Regions from separate parts of the Homo sapiens genome. Here region 1 is linked to region 2. A link is a contact called in ENCODE Hi-C or POLR2A ChIA-PET data. All regions are on one chromosome and are shown on one strand. The core of a region is the stretch at or near the end of the contact, and the rest is flanking DNA. Distances in the headings are between cores, read along the strand shown. Region 1 overlaps NPFFR1 (neuropeptide FF receptor 1). Region 2 holds the start of PPA1 (inorganic pyrophosphatase 1).

The links. Hi-C counts contacts between places; a loop is a spot of excess contacts on that map. ChIA-PET counts read pairs that join two places held with the same protein, here RNA polymerase II (POLR2A). Pooled maps may share reads with other maps.
Region 1: a map of naive thymus-derived CD4-positive, alpha-beta T cell shows a loop between it and region 2 (8-fold over the local background). The contact joins the enhancer-like site here to the promoter of PPA1 in region 2. A Hi-C loop is called at or near these places in 28 of 168 maps with a recorded cell type or tissue (B cell, CD14-positive monocyte, CD4-positive, alpha-beta T cell and 20 more), 26 of 37 single-sample maps with no recorded cell type and 27 of 50 pooled maps. POLR2A ChIA-PET finds 5 or more read pairs at or near these places in 29 of 52 experiments (A549, A673, B cell and 23 more).

The regions. Positions count from the first base shown.
Region 1 is chr10:70,271,326-70,276,587 of GRCh38, forward strand. All of the region lies in intron 1 of NPFFR1 (neuropeptide FF receptor 1), which reads right to left. Among named protein-coding and RNA genes, the nearest start is that of NPFFR1, 10 kb to the right of the region's middle. RefSeq lists an enhancer at 1,810-1,909. Within about 2 kb of position 3,497, at least 6 of the 41 ENCODE cell types and tissues checked have a DNase peak (open chromatin) inside an H3K27ac peak, as active enhancers do; they include breast epithelium, dorsolateral prefrontal cortex and heart right ventricle, where a contact is called at or near this core.
Region 2 is chr10:70,229,410-70,234,848 of GRCh38, forward strand. PPA1 (inorganic pyrophosphatase 1) reads right to left here and starts at 4,020. Exons shown (of 11, transcript NM_021129.4): 1 at 3,855-4,020; 2 at 932-990. The coding sequence starts at 3,918. RefSeq lists a silencer at 3,662-4,231.

The sequences.
Region 1 (5,262 bases), core at 2,247-4,746, 41 kb after region 2:
AACAGAGTGAAACCCTGTTTCTACAAAAAATTAAAAAATTAGCCAGATGTGGTGGTGCGTGCCTGTAGTCCCAGCTACTCTGGAGGTTGAGGTGGGAGGATCGCTTGAGCCTGAGAAGTCAAGGCTGCAGTGAGCTATGATTACACCACTGCACTCTAGCCTGGCTGACAGATCAAGACTCTTTCTCAAATAAAAAATAAAAAATAATTAAAAAATAGAAAATAAAACAGAAAAACAGACATTTTCTGGGTGTGACCTAGGGTAGGTCATGTCATCTCCCTGGAAGCCAGACTCCTTATTGGTAAAATGGAGATAAATGAACACCTGCCAAAGAAGGGCTGTGCTGAGGCTTCGATGAGACGACATGTGAGAACTAAGAGCACATCGTACACATGGCACTCTGTGTGAGGCAGCAGCAGCGGGGCTGATAGTTCTGAGCCACACAATGGATGTGAGCATAATTTTTTATAATACAAACTGAAAGAAGTGCGAATGAGAAAAAAATCCCTGGCAGGGCGCGGTGGCTCACACCTGTAATCCCAGCACTTTGGGAGGCCAAAGCAAGCAGATCACCTGAGGTCAGGAGTTCAAGACCAGCCTGATCAACATGATGAAACCCCATCTCTACTAAAAATACAAAAATTAGCCAGGCGTGGTGGTGGGCCCCTGTAGTCCCAACTACTCAGGAGGCTGAGGCAGGAGAGTCGCCTGAACCCAGGAGGTGGAGGTTGCAATGAGCTGAGATCGTGCCACCGCATGCCAGCCTGGGCGACAGAGCGAGACTCTGCCTCAAAAAAGAGAAAGAAAGAAATAAAGAGAAAGGGAGAGAGAGAGAGAGAAAGAAAGAAAGAAGGGAGGGAGGGAGGAAAGAAAGAAAGAAAGAAAGGAAAGAAAGAAAGAAAGAAAGAAAGAAAGAAAGAAGAAAGAAGAAAGAAAATAATAGAAAGAAAACAATCCCTAAATGAATGAGCTTAACCCAGAATCAGTCTGGGTGTTTCCCTGAGTTCACAGGCCTCCCACTGATGGCTTCATCCTTGTTACCATTTGCTTGCTGATCCTGGGAACACGTGGGTGCCCCACCTCTTCCTGAGAGGCTGCCAGTGAACCCAGGCCTGGATGCAGAGACGCTGGACCCGCTGAAGAACACAACACAGGGCTGCCGAGTACATGCAGCATGAACAGGACTGATGGCTGTTAACTACACGAAACAAAAAGTTCAAGTTCATTTGTAATCTAAGCAATGCAATTTTGCTTTGATTGTTGGGTTAACCTTTTCATCAAACAGATTTTTGCTTGGATTGTTCGGTTAAACTTTTCGTCAAACAGATCGGCAATGACTGAATTATTCAATAAGGGCCAGAGCATGGATGTGCCCTGTAGGGAGGGGTGCAGGGTGAGGGGACAACAAATCAGCTCTTCGCAGTCGAGGCACATCTGTCCAGAGCCCTAGTGAGGGACCCGCCCCCAGATCCAGCCATTCCAGTTCTCACGGTTTACCCTAAGGAACAGAGTGAGGTCTCAGGATGAGAGGGAAAGTATTGACCATGGGACATGGTAATGGTTACAAAATAGTATGTACATGCATTATAAGTCTGTACTCTGTATAAAAAGTGTGCGTTTATGTGAACTGTAGGTGAACAGAAAAAATAACAATGTTTGTCCACAAGGGGTGGTGTTTCCTCAAGTGATTTTTATTTTCGGTTTTTCTAGCTTGCATTTAACCTTTCTAATCAGAAGGAAACTGATACGTGTGATAAAATACTGATGATGTCACTGGTTCTTGGCCCTGACTCATATCAAAATCACCTGGCTTTTAACAATACAGCTCCTGCCCCTTCCAACTGGATCAGAATCTCTACAGGGTGGTAGGGAAGGATGGATGATGGGCAGGGGATGGGGTTGTTCAGGCACTGGTATTTTTCAAAAAACTCCCCTGGTGATTTCCATGTGTAGCCGGATTTGAGAACCACTGAACCATACAGCCCCTGCCCTCCCGCCACTCACAGTCAAGTTTAGTGTGGCTTAACATTTTGGGGGTCATCAAATTCTTTAAGACTCTGATGCATTTTGGTTCCTTCACAGATGCTTTCCTAGGGCTTCCTTTTGTTATGCCAATCAATGGTTCCTGTCTGGAGGAATTTATGGTCTCCAAAAGCATTGGATCCGCTCCCAAAAAGAGCCCTGGATTTTGGCACACACTTTCAAGGCAGTGTTGGGCATCAGGTTTTGGGCTCACCCTGCATCCATGAGCCCTTCTTTCTCGAGTACTGATTTTTCCCCTGGGGAGTCAGCCTCCTCCTCACATGGAGCTTTTGAGGGACCGTCCATCAGGTGTCTGCACCAACCGCTGGCCAGAGGATGCCAATCAGACCTCTTCTGCTTTGGATTTGCCTCTGAGTCTTCATAACACAGCTTTTCCTTCCATTGGATGACCTCCCCACACCCTTCCAATGGATTCCCAGTGTTGGTTAGGTTGGCCAGCACTCGTTTCTGTTGCTTATAACCCTAGTGTCTTGGTGAATACAAGGGGATTCAAGTTAGTCATCCATGGACCTCCTGGGAGTCTGCAGAGTCCAGGTTCAGAATCCCAGGGTCAGAGAAAGTGTTAGAGATGGGCAGGGGTAGCACCATAGACCCCCAAGTTTCCTGTTCCCTAGATTAGATGTTTGTGCCCACCTCCCTCCCCAACACCATCCCACACGCTGTCTCTTAACAGGCCATGTAATCTTCCACGGAGACTGTGCTAATGCAGAGAGGAAAGGACACTGACCTGGGAATCAGAAAGCGTGGCCTTGAGAGCTGGCCCCATGGTGGTCACTGACTGCATATAACAGAGGTTGGGGGCTGGGCACAGTGGCTCATACCTATAATCCCAGCACTTTGGGAGATGGAAGGAGGCAGATCACAAGGTCAGGAGTTCGAGACCAGCCCGGCCAACATGGTGAAACCCTGTCTCTACTAAAAATACAAAAAATTAGCCGGGCGTGGTGGCACATGCCTGTAATCCCAGCCACTTGGGAGGCTGAGGCAGGAGAATTGCTTGAACCCGGGAGGTGGAGGTTGCAATGAGCTGAGATCGCACCACAGCACTCCAGCCTGGGCAACAGAGCGAGACTCCATCTTGAAAATAAAAAAGAGAGAGAGAGAGAGGTTGGGGGCTGGGAAACTTGGTTTGGAGGAGAAGCTTGGGAACTTGTCTTAGAGCTGCTTTAGTACAATTTTTAAAGGGAGGTATAGTTAGTTTGGGGTGGCTGGGAGACTGATGATAGTAGACCCTAAGCCCCCATGCCACCTCTTGGTATTCCAAAGAGAACTGGGGAGATCTACTTCATCCCTGTGTTCTCCTTGGCTTTCGAATGTGGATGACCTGGGCTTCCTGCCTCTCCCAACCTCATGGAGTTGTTAATACATTCAGAGAGACAGCAGAGTAAATTACAAAGGGCCTTGCAGAACTTCAGACTGCTTATTGACTGCATTAGCTATCTGCCAGGCAGCTGTGGGGAACCAGTAGGTCGCAGTGTGGTTTCAGTTCATTTGGGTTTGTTCCCAGGGAAGCAAGCCTTGGCAAAAGCTTTCTTAGTACTGCTTAGGAAAGTAAAAAGTGGATGTGGCAGAGGATCTAGGAGGAAGGAGGCCTCTTGAGAACTATAACCTCCTACTGTTCCTCTTGCAGGCTGAACCAAAGCCCCTCCATCCCAGGCACCCACCACAGCAACATGGATTCTGCAAGCCTGACCTCTTTTTGGTGAATGAGAGCAGGTTGCCCTTCCAAGAATCATTTGGATTGGCAAAGGCCAAAGAATTTGAGGGCTGAGTTGCTAATACAGCCATCAGGAGCCCCCAAGCGAGCCCCTCTTTATACTTCTCTTCTACTCTGAGGCCTTTTTATTTCTCCTTACTTCCTGCAGGAGGTCTCCGGTTTTACCCATCAAAAATTGTATTCAGAAAAGGTTCTGATACAAATCATTTACCTCATAGTGAAAACTGAACTGCCTTTATCACATACTGAGCCTGTACTCTCAGTCTATTTAAAAGAATTCCAGGCCTTAGAGAGTGGATGTGGAAGAGGCTTAAGGTGGGAGAGGAGGGGAAAGTAAAGGGGAGGCAGGGATTTCCCTCTCTCTTTCTCTTGGAAAGGCTAAACATATGCCCTGGAGCACCTTTCCGGGTTCAATGGCTGGCTGCTTCCTCAAGGTCTGCAGGTTCAGTTTACCTGCAGTGCTGGCCACATTTCACGTCCTGCTTCAGCTAAGTGTAGAGATTTTTTTTTTCTTTTAGTTAAACTAGAAATGTCTTAGGGGTAGAAAGCATGCCTTGTTCAGCTTGAAATGCTCCTCATTATCTGGCACAGGGCCTAGAACATAAATATGATTAATGTATGTTGATAAGTTAGGTACTAAAGGCTATGAATTCTCCTAGACACACTGCTTTAGCTGTATCCCATAGGTGCTATTAGATAGTATTTCCATTATTTTTGAAATTTGTTTTGTACAACATCAAGCTATCTCTGACAAGGAAAGGAGAATTATCTTCATTTCACAGGAAAATCAAAACTCAAAGACAAAAAGAGACTTGCTCTAAGAATACAGCATGCAGTAGTGGTAGACCTCCAGATTTTGCTGGGCTCTGGGATTCAGGGTGCATCAAATAAGCCAGGACGCCTGTTCTGAGTTTGAGCTCCTGCTTAGGCTCTGCCATCTCCATCCATTTTCTCATCCTCTTTGGGTATCATCAGGTCACATATAAAGACCTCTAGGGTCCATTAGCAGCAATTAGGGATCCTTGATTTGGAAGGAACTTTGCCTTCCTGAGGCTTCTGCTACAAAGCTGACACTTTATGAACAGTGCATGTATCACCTAAAACCTTGCCTAAAACCAGGCATACAGTGGCCAAAGGCAGAACCGGGGTCACTCTGTGCTCAACTGAGAAATAATAGAAGAGGACACCTAACCCCTTTGAGATCCATTACCTCCTAACGAGGCATCACTGCTTGGAGTCCTAGGTTACTTAACGTTCTCTCTCTCCCCATCCCTAGCAGAATCTTCTTTTAGGAAATATTCTGATAAACTTGTTCACATGGATGAGGAAATGACTCATAACAAAGCGCTGTGTCTCTTTTAGGCTTTTGCATTTCAAAAGGAGTCAGACATTAAATTAGAAAAAGGAAAGCTCTAATAATGCAATTTCAGTTATTAACGAGAGAGCTACAAAAAGCTTTTGAGCATGAGAGACCGAATTTAATTCTTTATGTTTGTATCTTT
Region 2 (5,439 bases), core at 2,770-5,269:
CCACACTCAGCTATTCTGGTGTATACAGTTGTAGACTTCTTTTTCCCCTAGAAAAGTAAAGACTTTTACAATTTGTGGTAAGCCTACCAATCTGTATTAAAGTTAGGTTTCTTCTCACTGGTGTATACAGGAACAGCTATGTCCTTTTAGAAGTCTGTGTGCCTACCTGTATTAACTCTATCTTAACTGTGCAAATCTTAACGGTACTAGCCCGTTACTAAATTTTCCTATACTCATTGAATAATCTAGTTTACTTTTACTGTTTCATAAAGATCCCACAGCCAAAATTCTGTGCTGGCTACCTGGTTTATTTTAGAACCAGTAATGAAGTATTACGACTTTAGTTCCAAATACACATACAAAAAGGACCAATGTAATTTTTTCTTTTTTTTTTCCAAGACAGATTAAATACTTTTGCTTTTACTCCTCCTCTCCTTCCCCAAATTATATTTGCTCCTTTAACTAAATAATCTAGTTTTAAGACTAACTTCTTATTTAGTCAATGGACCTTTTTTTTTGAGACAGGGTCTCACTCTGTCACCCAGCTGGAGTACAGTAGTGCCATCTCGGCTCACTGCAACCTCTGCCTCCCAGGCACAAGCGATCCTCTCACCTCAGCCTTCCAAGTAGCTGAGACTACAGACACATGCCACCATGCCCGGCTAATTTTTGTATTTTTTGTAGAGACAGGGTTTCACCATGTTGCCCAGGCTGTTCTTGAACTTCTGGACTCAAGCCCTCCACCCGCCTCAGCCTCCCAAAGTGCTGGGATTACAGGCGTGAGCCACCACGCCCAGCCTAATCAACAGACCTTTAGCTCACAGCACAACGAGGCATTTTAAGCACTTGTTGAGAGACATATAAGAAAATTCATATGTAGAACTAGCTGATCTGAGTAAAGAGACTGTGTCCAAAAACAAGGATGCCTTACCTTATCTGCATAAATTGGAATATCATGAAATGGAGATATATATTGTCCTTTCTCATTTTCTGCAAAATAAATTAGAAAAAGTTATTACTATAATTAATTGTATTGCTAAATGCCCACAGTACACATTTTTTTTTTCTGAGATAAGGTCCCTTACTCTGTCACCCAGGATGGTGTGCAATGGTGTGATCTTGGCTCACTGCCACTTCTGTTTCCCTCTTGAAGGCTCAAGTGATCCTCCAGCCTCAGCCTCCTGAGCCGCTGGAACTACAGGCATGAGCCACTACGTCTGGCTAATTTTTGTGTCTTTTGTAGGGAGGTGGTGTTGCCATGTTCCCCAGGCTGGTCTCCAACTCCTGAGCTCAAAGCAGTCTGCCCACCTCAGCCTCCCAAAGGGCTGGAATTACAGGGGTGAGCCACCGCACCCTGCACCCGACCAGTACACATTTTTAAACCAAGATATTATTCTTACACTAGAAAAACTGTTTGTATACTTCACTTCTCCTGACTGTACTCCCAGGCTAGGCTGGGTTTACATCCTATGCACTCTGTAGGCATCTAATAAGTACTAATCTCTATAGTGAGAGCAGAGACTACTGAGGACACAAAAGGCGATTAAATTGTTTTGGACTGATCTTACATCAGTTAAGTTTACAGAACCATTATGAAGTACTTGGGAGGAAGGGAGGGGACCACTTTACTAAACAATGTTGCTAAAAGTGGTGTTCCCAGAGACAGCCAGCCATCTTAGATTATGACTTTCTTTAAGGATAATCAAGTTGCAACAAACATCTTCACAAATAATTTCTATTATATTCTAGATATATATTACTAATATATTCTAGAGGCCTAACTATAGCCAAAAAGTAATTTTAAAACTTCTTCAGTATTCTTTAGGAAACCTACTGTCCACATCGCATCCCTTCAAGTTTAAAAATCAAAGTGGAGGCCAGGCACGGTGGCTCACGCCTGTAATCCCAGCACTTTGGAAGGCCAAAGCAGGTGGATCACTGGAGGTAAGGAGTTCAAGACCAGCCTGGCCAACATGGTGAAACCCCGTCTCTACTAAAAATACAAAAATTAGTCAGGCATGGTGGCAAGTGCCTGTAATCCCAGCTACTTGGGAGGCTGAGGCAGGAGAATCACTTGAACCCGGGAGGCTGAAGTTGCAATGAGCCAAGATCATGCCACTGCACTCCAGCCTGGGCAACAGAGCGAGACTTTGTTTCAAAAAACAAACAATAAAACATAAAAGTCCCTTTAGGGCCAATTGTGACTTTGCAGTCTGTCCAGCCCTTTATCAGTTTTAAAGAAATTGACAAATGTAATATTATAAAGCTTAAAAAAGTTTATTTCTATTAAGGAAGGATAAAGCACTTAAAATTGGATAACTATGTAGTGGGTTCTAATTATTAGTATTTCTTAAGTTCCAGAGAGTTCCACTTGATAAAAACAGTTACTTCAGCTAGTGCCAAATTCTAGGAGTAGCTTTGGTCTCCCATAACGGCCACCAAATATTAATTGCAAATAAATAACCTAAGTAAAAGCAGTGTGTTTGTTCTGCATATATAGCTTGAAGATCCACCCCTCACCTTCAAACCAGACAGTCACCTCTGTAAGCCTTTCCTACAGAGAAATTCTGGAGCCAACACTATTTCCAGAAAAACAGTCCCATGAATTATTAGTCAAAAGTTACTGGACTGTCCTTGCTGCTTAATTGCAAAATTAAATAAAATGGAGAGTGGGGGGTAGTTCTCACCCTTCCTGGATTTTACCTGATAGTTAACCTTTGGCTAGATGTGTAAGCTTTACAGTTCGCTTTCCTTTTCCTCCCGCACCAGGCTACTTTTTGTTCCTTCAATGCCTATTCATTCGTCTCCTCTACTCCCCGCTTCCCCTTCCTTCATACACCAACTCAGAGTTCGAGGCACCTGCCCATTTCCTTCCAAATAAAACTGTAAAGAGGTTACAATAGAAGCGCCTGTGGTGACACATTTACGAACGCCTCCGTTATCGCCCATAATCTACTCCTAGTAGCTGGGGGTGGGGGGAGTAAGAGGATAAAGAAAAACCCCAAGTAGCTTTCCTCCACCTACAAGGCCAAAAAAACGTGGTGCCCTAAGGAGCGTGGAGGGCGCCAGCATGCAGCCTCCCGGTTTCCCCGTGCAGCCCTAGGTGCAGGACCCGGGGTAGGTACCCCCTAGACGCCGAATCCTGCAAAGGTAAAAACTTGGCACTTTCTCAGTCTTGTTTCCAGACTGACGTCATCTGTTTGATTTGAGGGAAACAGCTTTCTGTTTCATAAGGAGCATTCCCAGCATCGGCGCTGAGGGAAAACAGGCGGCGCAGAGGCAGGAGCACGACCGGGCCGCGGAGGACCGGTCCAGCGCCTTCACAGACGGCTCCCGATCCGGGCCTCAGTTTTCCCGTCTGTAAAACGAGGGGGTGGACTTGGCTCCGCTCAGCGCCGATAATCTGAGCTACGGCGGCGGAATTAAGGTCTTTAGGAAGTCACTGCCCCCCCCGGCCCGGAGTCGCCTTTTCTCCAAACTGAGCAATCCTCTTACGGGAATTATGTTACTTCCAAGCACCTTTCTAGGGTGGGTCGGTGATTTCCTTTTCCCAACAGACCCTGTCAGAGCCAGACACCTGCAAAACTAGCTGGGCCCAGGTTCGGGTACCCCGAGGCGTGACAAAGGGACCATCTCCGTTCAGCGGGGAGGGATGGCCGGAGGCGACCCTCGCCGCCCCGACCGGCGGCGGCAAGTATGCAATGTGAGGCCGGCCAGGCCCCACAACGCGCCCGAGGAGACGGGCCCGCGTCGGAGACCTGGGGCCGAGCGCGGGCCGCACCCTCCCGGGGAGGCAAGGCCCGGGAATGAATGGGCGGACGGGCGCGGAGGGGCCACGGGCCGCAGACACTCACTGAGGAAGACTCGGTACTCCAGGGAGAAGGGCGCGGCGCGCTCCTCGGTGCTGAAGCCGCTCATAGTGCCGGAGTCCTGCCGCCGCCGCTGCCACAGAGCCACCAGCCCGCACGCGGCGCCGACTGACAAGGAGAGAGCCCCACGCCTGCGCACTGCGAGCACTGGACCGGCGGGCGGGGCGGGGAGCGCCTTTAACGCGGCTCTGCTAGTGTTCCCACCCCCGCCGGGCCAACCCCGTGCGCAGGCGCACTCCGCCAGGCCCGGGTGTCCGCACTCCCCAGCCCCGCCCCTCGGGCCCAGCCTCCGCGATGGCAGCTAGGGCTCAGAGGCTGGGCCACGTGGCTGCCGCCGGCGCTGGTTCTGTTCCTTCGGCTTTGGGCTCTGACCCGGGAGGGCAAATGCGCAGGCTCTAAGCTTGGACTAGCTAGGAGTTGACCGCCGACCACGCACACAGGGAACTCACCTTTGATTCTCACACACTCCTCCCCGCAGTCCTATTCCTTATCTCAAAAGGCGTTGATAAGTCACCTGCTTCCCCAGACAGGCTCTGCTTGCGGTCTTAAAGGTGAGCATTTTTCTGATCCGTCGTAACAAAGTTGAGCCATATTACTGACACCCCTAGTGGCTACTAGTAAGGTACTCGCTTCTCCACTTTCTATAATCTCTCTCACTCCGTTGCTTATCTGGGAAGTGAAGATAATAATATAACTATTTCATGAGTTACTGGGATGATTACCCGAGTTAATACACGTCAAATGCCTGAAGCAGAGCCTGTATCTTTGTAAACAATCTGGAAGTTGTTACTGTCACCCTCCCCAGTGGGGGAGGATTTACGCCCCCGCGCCCCCCGCCCCCTCCATCCCCCCTGCCACCCTACTTAACCCACCTGGGTCTCCAGGGGCTTCAGATGGAAGCACTGGGAAGGTCCAGGCGTGAGCTAGAGTCCCGTGAAGGAGTGTTCTCAGGGACAGGCTCTTCTGATCTTGATTTCCTGTTTATATTCCATCATATCAGGCCAGACCCCAAAAACTAAAGTCTGATTGAGGCAGTGGGAAAATATTTGCATCACTTACCTCCCCAGGAATACATGTAAAAGAAAAAAAGTATATCCACAATCCTAAATATAAATTAGCAAATTATTATTCACATTTCAAAGAATGCCTGGTTTTATTTATTTATTTATTTTAATTTCATGGCCAGGATTTCTTTAAATAACTTTTTCTAGAACATTAAAGATAATGTGCCTTAATGACATTTTGAATTAAACCCTTTTTTCCAAACAATGTCTATTGTAAAAAATGAATATTAAATGAAAACCTAGTAAGATCTCCAGTTAGTTATGGTGTCGCTCCCTTTGTCTCCATCCAACTCCCAAACCTCACTGACACCCATTAATTTTCAGAAGGCTGTGATTCACTGATTTTTTGAACATTTCACCACACTGTTTTACTGCTGTTAAAACAGAAGGGCAGGAAAAAAAATTAGCGAAGCAATAGTTTAGTCAATAATTAGGGTCAAGGCCAGGCGCGGTGACTTACGCCTTCAATCCCAGCACTTTGGGAGGCCGAGGTGGGCGGATTACCC